Linked DNA regions of Homo sapiens: region 2 is linked to region 1. The links are chromatin loops, found by intact Hi-C in ENCODE. Cell type or tissue: GM12878. All regions are shown on one strand.

What was found. Peaks named below come from ENCODE experiments on the same cell type or tissue, not always from the same donor. Only the 100,000 strongest peaks of a DNase experiment are listed, where the experiment ranks them.
Region 2: it touches region 1 in a loop (8-fold over the local background); 1 of 110 quality-filtered maps calls a loop at or near these places.

Annotation. Positions count from the first base shown.
Region 1 is chr6:5,564,553-5,569,552 of GRCh38, forward strand. All of the region lies in intron 5 of FARS2 (phenylalanyl-tRNA synthetase 2, mitochondrial), which reads left to right. Among named protein-coding and RNA genes, the nearest start is that of FARS2-AS1, 110 kb to the left of the region's middle. In GM12878, no CTCF peak of the experiment used is centred here; DNase peaks (open chromatin) are centred at 2,339 and 2,989; H3K4me3 peaks cover 1,147 bases; H3K27ac peaks cover 4,022 bases.
Region 2 is chr6:5,721,174-5,726,173 of GRCh38, forward strand. All of the region lies in intron 6 of FARS2 (phenylalanyl-tRNA synthetase 2, mitochondrial), which reads left to right. Among named protein-coding and RNA genes, the nearest start is that of FARS2-AS1, 270 kb to the left of the region's middle. RefSeq lists an enhancer at 2,814-3,133. In GM12878, no CTCF peak of the experiment used is centred here; DNase peaks (open chromatin) are centred at 3,048 and 3,168; H3K4me3 peaks cover 1,476 bases; H3K27ac peaks cover 1,488 bases.

The DNA of each region.
Region 1 (5,000 bases):
CTTTGGAGCAAAATCTTTTTCTCCAGTCCTCATTTTTGGTAAAAACTAGTTATGAATAAACTTTAGACTTAAACTTGACCTGATTATTTGCATAAAGTGCAGCAAGAATGGTTATTTTTACATAGACCTTTTGGATTGACTTTGATGAAACTGTTCCACAAGGAATTTCACATAAGACTTCTAAAGCCAAGCCCAGCCATGGGTTTGTGTCCTCTAATACCTGTGTGTTTGGTGAGCCTATCCTCTCGAGGTCCCAAGATAAACTTGGAGCTTCCAGACCTGTTAGAAAGTGTCATTCTTTACTGACCACAGGTTAGGAATCCTGTGCGGGGACTGTGCAGACAAGGCATGAGGCCAGTTCTTCCTAAGGGGCTTTTTTTAATTGGCTTTGCCTGTCACGCTTGATTCCTTAAAGGGAAACACACACTTTCAGTCAAAGCCTTGGTAAAATAACCAGTTTTTCCAGTTGTGTCCTGTTGATGAAGAAAAATGGATTCTTACTGCACTGATGCAAACAACTATATTGCCATAAGTTAAGAGTACTCACAGATAGTTTCCAAATTCTAGAGGAACCAGGCAGAGAAAAATAAACATGCTCCAAATTTTGTTTACAGGAGTATACCTTACTCAATTATTAAAGGCCATAAATAGTTTAAAATAACTTTCCTTGATGCTGAAAATCAAAACAAGGATCAGCAGTATTCCAAGCAAAAGTTAAAAAGGTTACTTTCACTTTCTGAGTGTAGTCCATTTAGTTAACTTTTGTTTTGCTTGAGATTTGTCAACATGTCAGTTTTTTATGAGCTCTGTACTTTCTTTATTTCAATATTACAATCTTTAAAGCTATTAAAAACCTGCATTTGAGAACACCTGTTAAAGTCCTTAATATAGCTTGATGATAAACTGTCTTTTGAGAAGGAACAAAGCAAGACAACAATTGTTTGTGAATGACAAATTTCCAGGACAGTTATAGTTAAAAATATGACTGACAAGTTTATTTATCTTCATGGTTTACAGTAACTTTACCATTAATTATGATTGATAGCATATACTTAGACATTAGCATTTTAGAAATCCCATACAATTTTGGAACATATATTAGTATTATTCACCAAAATATAACTTAAAGAAGATTGGACATCATTTCGGCAATCTCATGTGACTAAACATCTCAAATGATCCTGTTTACCTCTTTTCTGAATGTTTCAGGGGCCTTCTGAACTATCCAAAAAGCCAGGCATCATGAAGGACAATTTCCAGATTGCCGTAAATTATTTTGCCAAAATGATGACTCAAAAGGAAAAAACCTTTCATTAGCCTTTACTGTGACATGAAAATTTTGTGCAAAGCCAAATTTTACCCTTGCATTAGTTTATTAATGTTAACCCCAATTCGTTTACATGAAACCGTGTGGATTATTCCATCTAATCCTAACCAATTTGACCATGAGGTGAAATCTTTACAAACCTTTCATAACCCTTTTACTAAAGGGCAGATTAGTGTCTTAAGAGCTCCTTGCTATGCTTTTATTTTAATGCTTAATTTATGAGAAGACCATCTGGATGCTATGGGAGAAGACAGCGTAGTGCTTGTACCATGCATGTCATTACAAGGCAGCCCAAAGCCAATTGGCTTATTTTGTAATCAGCTCATGCCTGATGGGAGTCTCATCTCTCAGTCGGGAGTGGGGATGTTTCCTTATCTTCCAGGTGGTCAAGAGCATGCTTCTCTGATTTATAACTACTATCAGCCATCCCTTACAGTGTATTTTCTACCTAGTTATTACACACCAAAACTCTCACAATGCGAAGTAATTTCTGATACCCCCAAAACTCAAAACCATCAGATAACACAAGCAAAACAGAACAGAGCCGTTGATTTTGAGAGGGATTTAGCTCCTTTTAATTCCTGGGGTTTCATGAGGAAAACAGAGGATTTTCCCCAAAACAGGGTTTGTGATGCCTCCTCTGTTTTTCCCCAGAAGTCCCATACTACCAGAAGTTATTTTAGGGCCTTTTATGCATGCATTAAGAGTGGTAAGACACAAAATGGAGAAAAATAATTCAGTTAACTGAGAAGAAAAGAGCCTTTTTCCAGAAAAACAAGATTCAAGAAGAGAAAAACATGAAGGACTTTTAAATATACCTATAACTTGAGTATCTACTTTTAGTTAAGCTGGGCACTCTTTAAGAAAATCCTTTTAAATCCCTTGTTACTTGACTTTAGCCACACCAAGCATTTAAGATGTTCCGCTTTTGAACTTTACAAAAAGTCCCCTTACAGGTGAAACCAACAAGCCTTAATTAGGTTATGACTTAACCGTGAGTGTACAAGGTATTTTTAAAGGAGTGATAGGCAGCTTTTGAAACTGTCATTGCAAAACTGTCACTGAGACAGTGAAAGAGATTTGACCCAAACAACTTCATTTTGTTTCCAGCCCCAAAGCTGTCCTTGCCCATGTCTGGGCGTAGGCCGAACCAACTTTGGGAAGAGCTGGGTTTACAGTCTATAGTCTAAAACAGTCTATAGGTTTACAGTCTATACTCTATAGTGGCTACACCATTTAATATTCCCACCAACAGTGCACAAGTGTTCCAGTTTCTCCACATCCTCGCCAACGAGTTATTTTTGTTTATTTTAATAATGGCCATCCTAATGGTGTGAGGTGGTATCTCATTGGGATTTTGATTTGCATTTCTCTAATGACTAGTGATGTTGAGCATCTTTTCATGTAATTGTTGGCCATTTGAATATCATCTTTGGAGAAATGTCCTTTCGAGTACTTTGCGCATTTTTTAATTGAGTTCTTTGTTTTTTGTTATTTTTATATATTTTTAAAAGGAAATCATTTGCAAATGTGGCCATCGTATTGCTGCAAACAAATTGCTGCCAGTACAGATTACATTGTTAAGCATGATGGTTGAAAATATATATCACATTTAGACCATTACTGGCCACAAGGAACTGATATTATTTGATGTGGTTTTTGAGGTTCGTTCTTTGTCTTGCTGTTACTCTTCTAGATACATATCTATTTGTTGAGTATAGCCTGGTGTCATCACCCTAGGTCCTACATGTTAAGATTCCTAAGGTTCAGACAATAGATGGAGGATAAAGAGTTGATTCTAAGAGTCTTTTAAAATTCTGCCCATGTTTATGCATATATACGACATACAGTCAAATCCATCCCCAACATCATCTTTGAGTGTATGATGAGACAGAAGAGATCTGAAATTTAGAGGCCTTGGAATTATTTAGCTAGTCGCTAGCTATTTTCCCCTGGGTCACTCACCTGACTGTTCTGTCACTACATTTTCTCACTGGTAAAATAAGTTCAGATACTCTCAAAGGCCACTCCTTATTCTAGGATGCTATGAAAGTGAGTAGGATTTTCCTATCTCCTCTTCTGTGTACCTCAGATTGCATTGTTACTCCTGACATTCATCTTGACTTAATCTTGCCAGCTTAAAAAAGTTGTTGTGAAAAGAGATGAGTGTTTCTCTGTTGACTTGTGATTATGTGAACAGTGCAGAGTGCAAGCCCTCTCTCTGCTTCTGTCTGGTCTGTCTCTGTCCTTCCCCCTTTCTGTCTGTGTCTCTTGCTGTTTTTCTCTATGTGGCATTTTCTTTCACTCTGTCTCTTGTCACTCTTGTAATATGCGGTTCTGATTCACGTTCAACTGTCAACATAGCAAGGGGGAAATGGTCCCAGGCTGCATAAATCCACAATGGGAGTGATTTCTCTGCTCTTTATTAAGATTTTTGTTGATGTATGTGACATTCAACAGGATTTATCCCAAACACAAGAGCGTTATTAATTATTTATAAAACATTTCTGAGCATCTGCTCTTGTGCCAGGCACCGTGCTTGACCCTGGGGACACAGGAAGTATAGTTTCCTGCCTTCAGATAGCTCCCGCACTAGTGAGGGAGGGGCATTAATATGTATAGGTGCTTGATAAAGGTAGCTAGGCCTGAGGAGTCTGCACTGTGTGGCAGGCAATCAGTCCAGTAATGGGAAGGAGACAGAAGTGTGAGCAAAGTCCTGGAGGCGTGAGACAGCCATAGTCTGTGGTTCAGTGTAGGGTGTTTATAGCAGAGTGTGCTGAGTTAGTGTGGGGAATGTGGGCAGTGGCAAACTTAGCTCGCAAAGCTTAGGCTTTGAATGGTTTCTGTAAGGCAATTAGCAAGACATCCAATTTTGTGATCAGATTTCTATTTTAGACAGATCCCAGTGCGGATAAGATGAGGATAGATTGGGGCCATGAGGCTAGGAGCCCACTCGAGGCCCGGCACAGAAGAAATGATGTGATATCATGTAGGGTAGTAACAGAGAGACTAGAAGGTAGGGTTGGGCTCAGGAAATTTTAGGAGAAAACATTGAAAGATCTTGGATCCTTATGTGAGGCAGAGGCAGAGTGACCCTATGGCTTAACACCTAAATTGGGGTCTGGCTGCCTTTGAGACTTGCAGGGGCACTGTTAATAACTGTGTTGCATGTCTCGGTGCAAACTGGGATTGACCTGGGTAAAGTGGGTGTTTAATCACAGTAGGTAAACATGAGCCAGAAAGAAAATGGTTCCTAGGTTTCTGCCTTGGGAGCTGGGTAGATGAGAAACAGGAGAAAAAACAGGTCTGGAGAAGAAGATGATGAGTTCAATTTTGGCCAGGTGAGTACAGGAGTATAATTTTTTTTTTTTTTTTGAGACAGGTTCTCACTCTGTTGCCCAGGCTGGAGTGCAGTGGCACAGTCATGGCTCTCTGCATCCTTGACCAACTGGGCTCGGTCGATCCTCCCACCTCAGCCTCCTGAGTAGTTGGGACTATAAGCATATGCCCCCATGCCCGGCTAATTTTTGTATAGTTTTTGTGGAGATGGGGTTTCGCCACATTGTCCATGCTGAGCTCAACTGATCCACCCACCTCGGCTTCCCAGAGTGCTGGGATTACAGGCGTGAGCCACCGTATTTGAGCAGGAATATAAAAATGTGAATTTAAACAA
Region 2 (5,000 bases), 160 kb after region 1:
AAAAATTTTTGTGAAAAGAATGACATTGATTTATATTTTTGCAAATCTTTTTCGGGTCTGGTCTAAGAAGACAACTAGCTTCTTATACCAGCTTCTGTATTCAGTCTGATGCTCTTAAGTTGTTTTGGTTACCCCAGATATTTTGTTAGAAAAGGGAAAAGTGTGTTAATAGACTTTTGAGAAAATTGTGGCTATTCATTCTTTGACACTCTACCAAAACCGGAAAAGTAGTAGTTTTTTAAAAGTTAGTTGCATTGTGAAATCTGAAATTATATCAATGACTGATATAATTTTTCACTTGTTACATTGAAATCGATTAGTCTATCTTGCAATTTTGAATGGATCATTCACTCTTTCATGATTGTGTGAAATCGTGCATCATTCAATTAGAAATATTGGTTCAGTGAGTTATGTAACTCTTTTAAGCGTCGACACATTTCATTATCTAAGATCAAAAAATCACATTCATTAGTATCATCACCAATCCTATCAGGAATGCCTTAAGTATTGGGAAATATGGAGACACATTTTCCAACGTTGACAATTTTCCAAATTTGCTTGAATTTTATCATTGGCCAAAAACACTGTCAGTTCTTGAAGTGGCAGGCTCATTGCATTTATTATCTCTGCCATCATTGGTCTGTCAGTACTTCTTCCATGTAAAAATAATGTTCCATGAAAAAGAGTTGCTGGTTCAGCTCACAGTTGAATCTCAGATGCACATTTCCTTGAGACAACCTTGTGCTTCAGCGTGTACCACGGGTTCTCTGTGTGTGTTTCCCACTGAGTCACACAGAATATAAAAAAGGCATATCAAGGGTTGAAACTTAATAAAGGTAATAATTTGTAGTGCTTTTTAAGGACGTTTTAAATATTCTCTTTTTTTCCAGCTTTAATGGATGAAACAAATTGTTGTTTTTTTCCTTGTAAGTGTGAGATGGTAAAAAATGCAGTGACTGCCAGTATAAGCTGGTGCCACTACCTTGATCCCAGCTAAGGCACCCACAGTTTTATCTACTGTTGCTTTTGCACCAAAGATGTAAGTGGCAATACAGCGAAAAGGGCAAATAAAGTCTTAATAGTATGAAAATGCTTTGACCTTACAAATCCCTGAAAGGGTTTTGGAGACCCCCACAGGTCTGCAGAACAGTCTTTTAAAACTCCTCACTAGATATACAGTTTGACATAGACAAGACGTTTTTCTTGTAAAGGGGGAAGATAGATAATAAACAAAATACATCAGGGGTGCTGTAACCAAAACAAAGCAGTGCGCTGTGACAGAGGGGTTATCTCAGGTGGGATGGCCCTGAAAGGCTGCGGAGGCAGTGACGTTTAAGATGAAACTTAAGAGCAGGTCGACTGGGATAGCCAGCCCAGGCTTGATGGCAAGAGCTCACAGGGAATGTTCCAGGGGCAGCAGAAGAACCCCTGTGCTGAGCATGGTGAGGAGGGGGAAGCGCAGGGAGAGAAAAGGTCAGTGAGGCTGTCAAGGGCTACACTGATCGGGCCTGAGGAACCAAGGTGAGAGCTGGATTTTATTCTGAGTGCAACGAGGATGTCCTTGGAGGGGTGTGAAGCAAGGTGAAAGGTCATGTCCACCTTGTAGCCTCAGGAAGTCTCCCCTCACCCCACTTCCACCTCCATTCTTCTCTAGGGGGCCACGACTGGGTTTGAAACTCTAAACCCTAGTTATGAAGTTGTAAATATAAGTAAAAAAGAAAATCCCAAAAGATTACATACAGCATGGTATTCATTTTATAAAATAAACAACTTACTAAAACCTCAGAGCTATCTACAAAGGAAGTCAAGGGAGCAATAAACAAGGATTCAGAACAGTGATTCCCTGAGAGAGGGCAGGCAGGAGGATGAGTTGGGGAAGACTCCACAGATGGACAAAAGTCCTCATCCGAGTTCCGGTTCTGGGGGTGAGTGGGGTTTTGTGGGTGTTTGTGATCTTATTAAGTAAGGGTGAGTGAGTGAAGGTGACAGGCCACGAATGGGCCACTCGCGAGTGTGTCGGGAGCCGTGGGTCATGACAGACCCAAGTACGTGCCCCTGGGTTTGATATAAAAAGAGAATAAGGGTAGAAAAGAAACAAAGCTCATATCTATATATTTCATTTATTTACATGCCGTTTGATTTCTAGCTTGTTCAACCCTAGTTATTGCAAATATCAAGTGTAGTATCATGGGTCATGGGAAAAGGCTGCTGGATTCAAAACTCGGCTTTGTGTGCACCCTTGGACACGCTGCAGACCCTTCCAGGCCTCAGTGTCTTCATCTTCTTCATCTATGATGTGGAATAATTGCAGGATCCGCTCATAGGCTTGTTGAGAACATCGAACAGGACAATGCCTGTGAACCGCTGTCACAAGCCTCTCAGTCACGTTTACTGCACAGGTGGAGATTCTCTCTCCTGTATACACTGCCTCTCTCGATCCATTTTTCCTTTCTTTATGTAACTGGGAAAAACCAAGAATGAAGCAGGTTTGTTTTTGTTTTGCGTGTGAGGAAAAGGTTGTTGAATCTGTTCTCAAGAATGTTTGAATTAAATTCTCTTTGCCTGGGGATGGTATTTTTATCTTATATGATTGTTCTTTGAACAAGCAGTAAGAAAACAAAATGAAATTGGGAGGCTCCTTGCTTTCTTCCTGAAAAGAGGCTTCAGGGCTTTGGGCCAAACTGTGCCTTGAAATGAATTTTAGAAGCGGCCACAGCAGGCGGTCTCTGTTGTGAGGGGCCCAGCTAGTAACAGGCACACTCCCCCAAGACAGAGGAAACACCCTGCAGAGCGGTGGCCACGCTGGGCTGTCCACCGCACAGGGGCTGTCAGAGAAAGAGTGGGCTCGGCGGGAAAGGAAGGGCCGCCCCAGTGGGTTACACGGGAGGCCGCTCCAGGCAAGGGTTTTCAATTTCAGTTCCCTTTTCCCCACACTGCATGGTTTCACTTCTCTGATGGGGCTTAGAATCTGCGCCATTAGGCAGCTTCCACAGCTTAGACGCCTTTCCTAAGGAAGGGTTGGCACAGGGCTGTCAGCCATCAGAGACCTGAGAGGGCAACCACCGGTGCCCTCCCTGCTGGATTCAAGAGGAGCTGGGTGATTCTGGGTTCCAGGATGAAGAGGAGCTAGCAGGGACAAGGAGTAAGCAGAATGTTTGCACACAGGAAATGACAGGGGACTCCGTTGCTGGAGCCATCCCTTCCCTTTGTGGTCATCACGAAATATCCATGACCATAGTAGTGCCACTGTGGCCTGAGTCTCAGGATTGCCTGTGCCCATGAGGTGGCCAGAGCCAGCTCTGAGTCCCCAGGGTGGCCCACAGCCAAGGAACAGAGCCCCCAGGACGCAAAAAGAAACCACCACTAGTTGAGAAGGGAGGAGGAGAACTCCTCTCATGACTGTGCCTGGCAGGAGACAGCGCATCCTGCAGCCTGAGCCTGGTGCTCTACGGGGGCCAGCCGAGGCTAAGACTGTCCCTCACGGAAGGATCTTGAGGCTTCTGTGTCCTCCCCGACACTGGCTGCACTCACCTCCCCTCAGCCTCTGTGCATAGCAGCCCACCGTACTTCAGGACCACTCTTTGTAATCAGGGAATTCTTCTTTACATTGAGCCATAATCTGCCCCATAATTTCCACAGATGAATCCTAATTCAGGTCTCCACAGTAACATGAAATACATCTGCCCCTTTTTGGAATATATGTTAGGTCTACTCTGTGTCCTGCACCATGCCAGGCAGCAGACAAGACACAGACATAGACCTTTCCTTCCAGGAGACTAAAACGTAGTGGGGCAGATGCCATTAAACAAATAATCACACAAAATTCTAAAGATGAAATGAAGTTTCTCGCTATTACCGTGTTACCACACGTGGAAAACAGTCAGCTATGTCTTCTGTCTAAGGGAAGGTATTTTGCAATGGCCTGACTTAAAAGCCGTGGGATTTCCATGAAATCTCTGGATGATGCGGAGCAGACACCCCAGTGCTGAGCAGCTTTCTTTAGTTGAAAGAGAGGGTTAGTGATGGCCAAATTCGTAGCCTGTTTTGGGGATGGCGTGATGACTTTGAACATGGGCGCTGGGGTGTATGGAGGAAGGTGAAAGGTGTCCGTGGGGAGAAAATTGGAAAGGAGCTTTGGAGGCAGGTTGGGCAAGGCATTAAGTGCCAGAGTAAGAAGTTGGAACTGCGTTTGATGATCATCAGGTGAGAAGACCTTTGAGCAGGGAGGGAAGTTAGGTCTGAGTTTTGAGGCAGTTATTTTAAAATGGTTCCAAGCATGGCCTCTGCAGCCTGGCTGCCCGGGCTCCAGTCCTGGCCACTGGCAGTGGGAAGAGTTACCTGGCCTCCCTGTGCCTCAGTTTCTACATCTGTAAAACAGAAATAATAGTGGTATGTACTTAAAAGAGCAAATGAGTTGATGCATGTGACATTTTTGGAGCTTTGCCTAGCTGTGGAAAAGTGCTTTAAAAAGGTTAGCTGGGGCCAGGCATGGTGGCTCACACCTGTAATCCCAGCACTTTGAGAGGCCAAAGCTGGTGGATCAGTTGAGCTCAGGAGTTCGAGACCAGCCTGGCCAACATGGCGAAACCCCGTGTCTACTAAAAATACAAAAATTAGCTGGGCGTGGCGCGCACACCTGTAATCCCAGCTACTCGGGAGGCTGAGGCAGGAGAATCGCTTGAACCAGAGAGGCAGAGGTTGCAGTGAGTCGAGATGGGGCCACTGCACTCCAGCCTGGGCAACAGAGCAAGACTCTGCCTCTAAATAAATAAATAAGGGTAAGCTGGTATTATAATCACCACCATTGTCATCATCATTGTTGGAATAGGCATTGGAAGGAGGTGGATGAATTTGGGTCAGTGGGTGTCATTCACAGTAGGGCACAGTAGAGGCCTGACTTTAAAAGACTAGGTATGCTGCCACCTTCCTCAAAACGGCACCTGCACTGTGTTCACTCACATAAGTAGAAACCTGGCTCTTTTTTTCTTTTTAGAATCTTT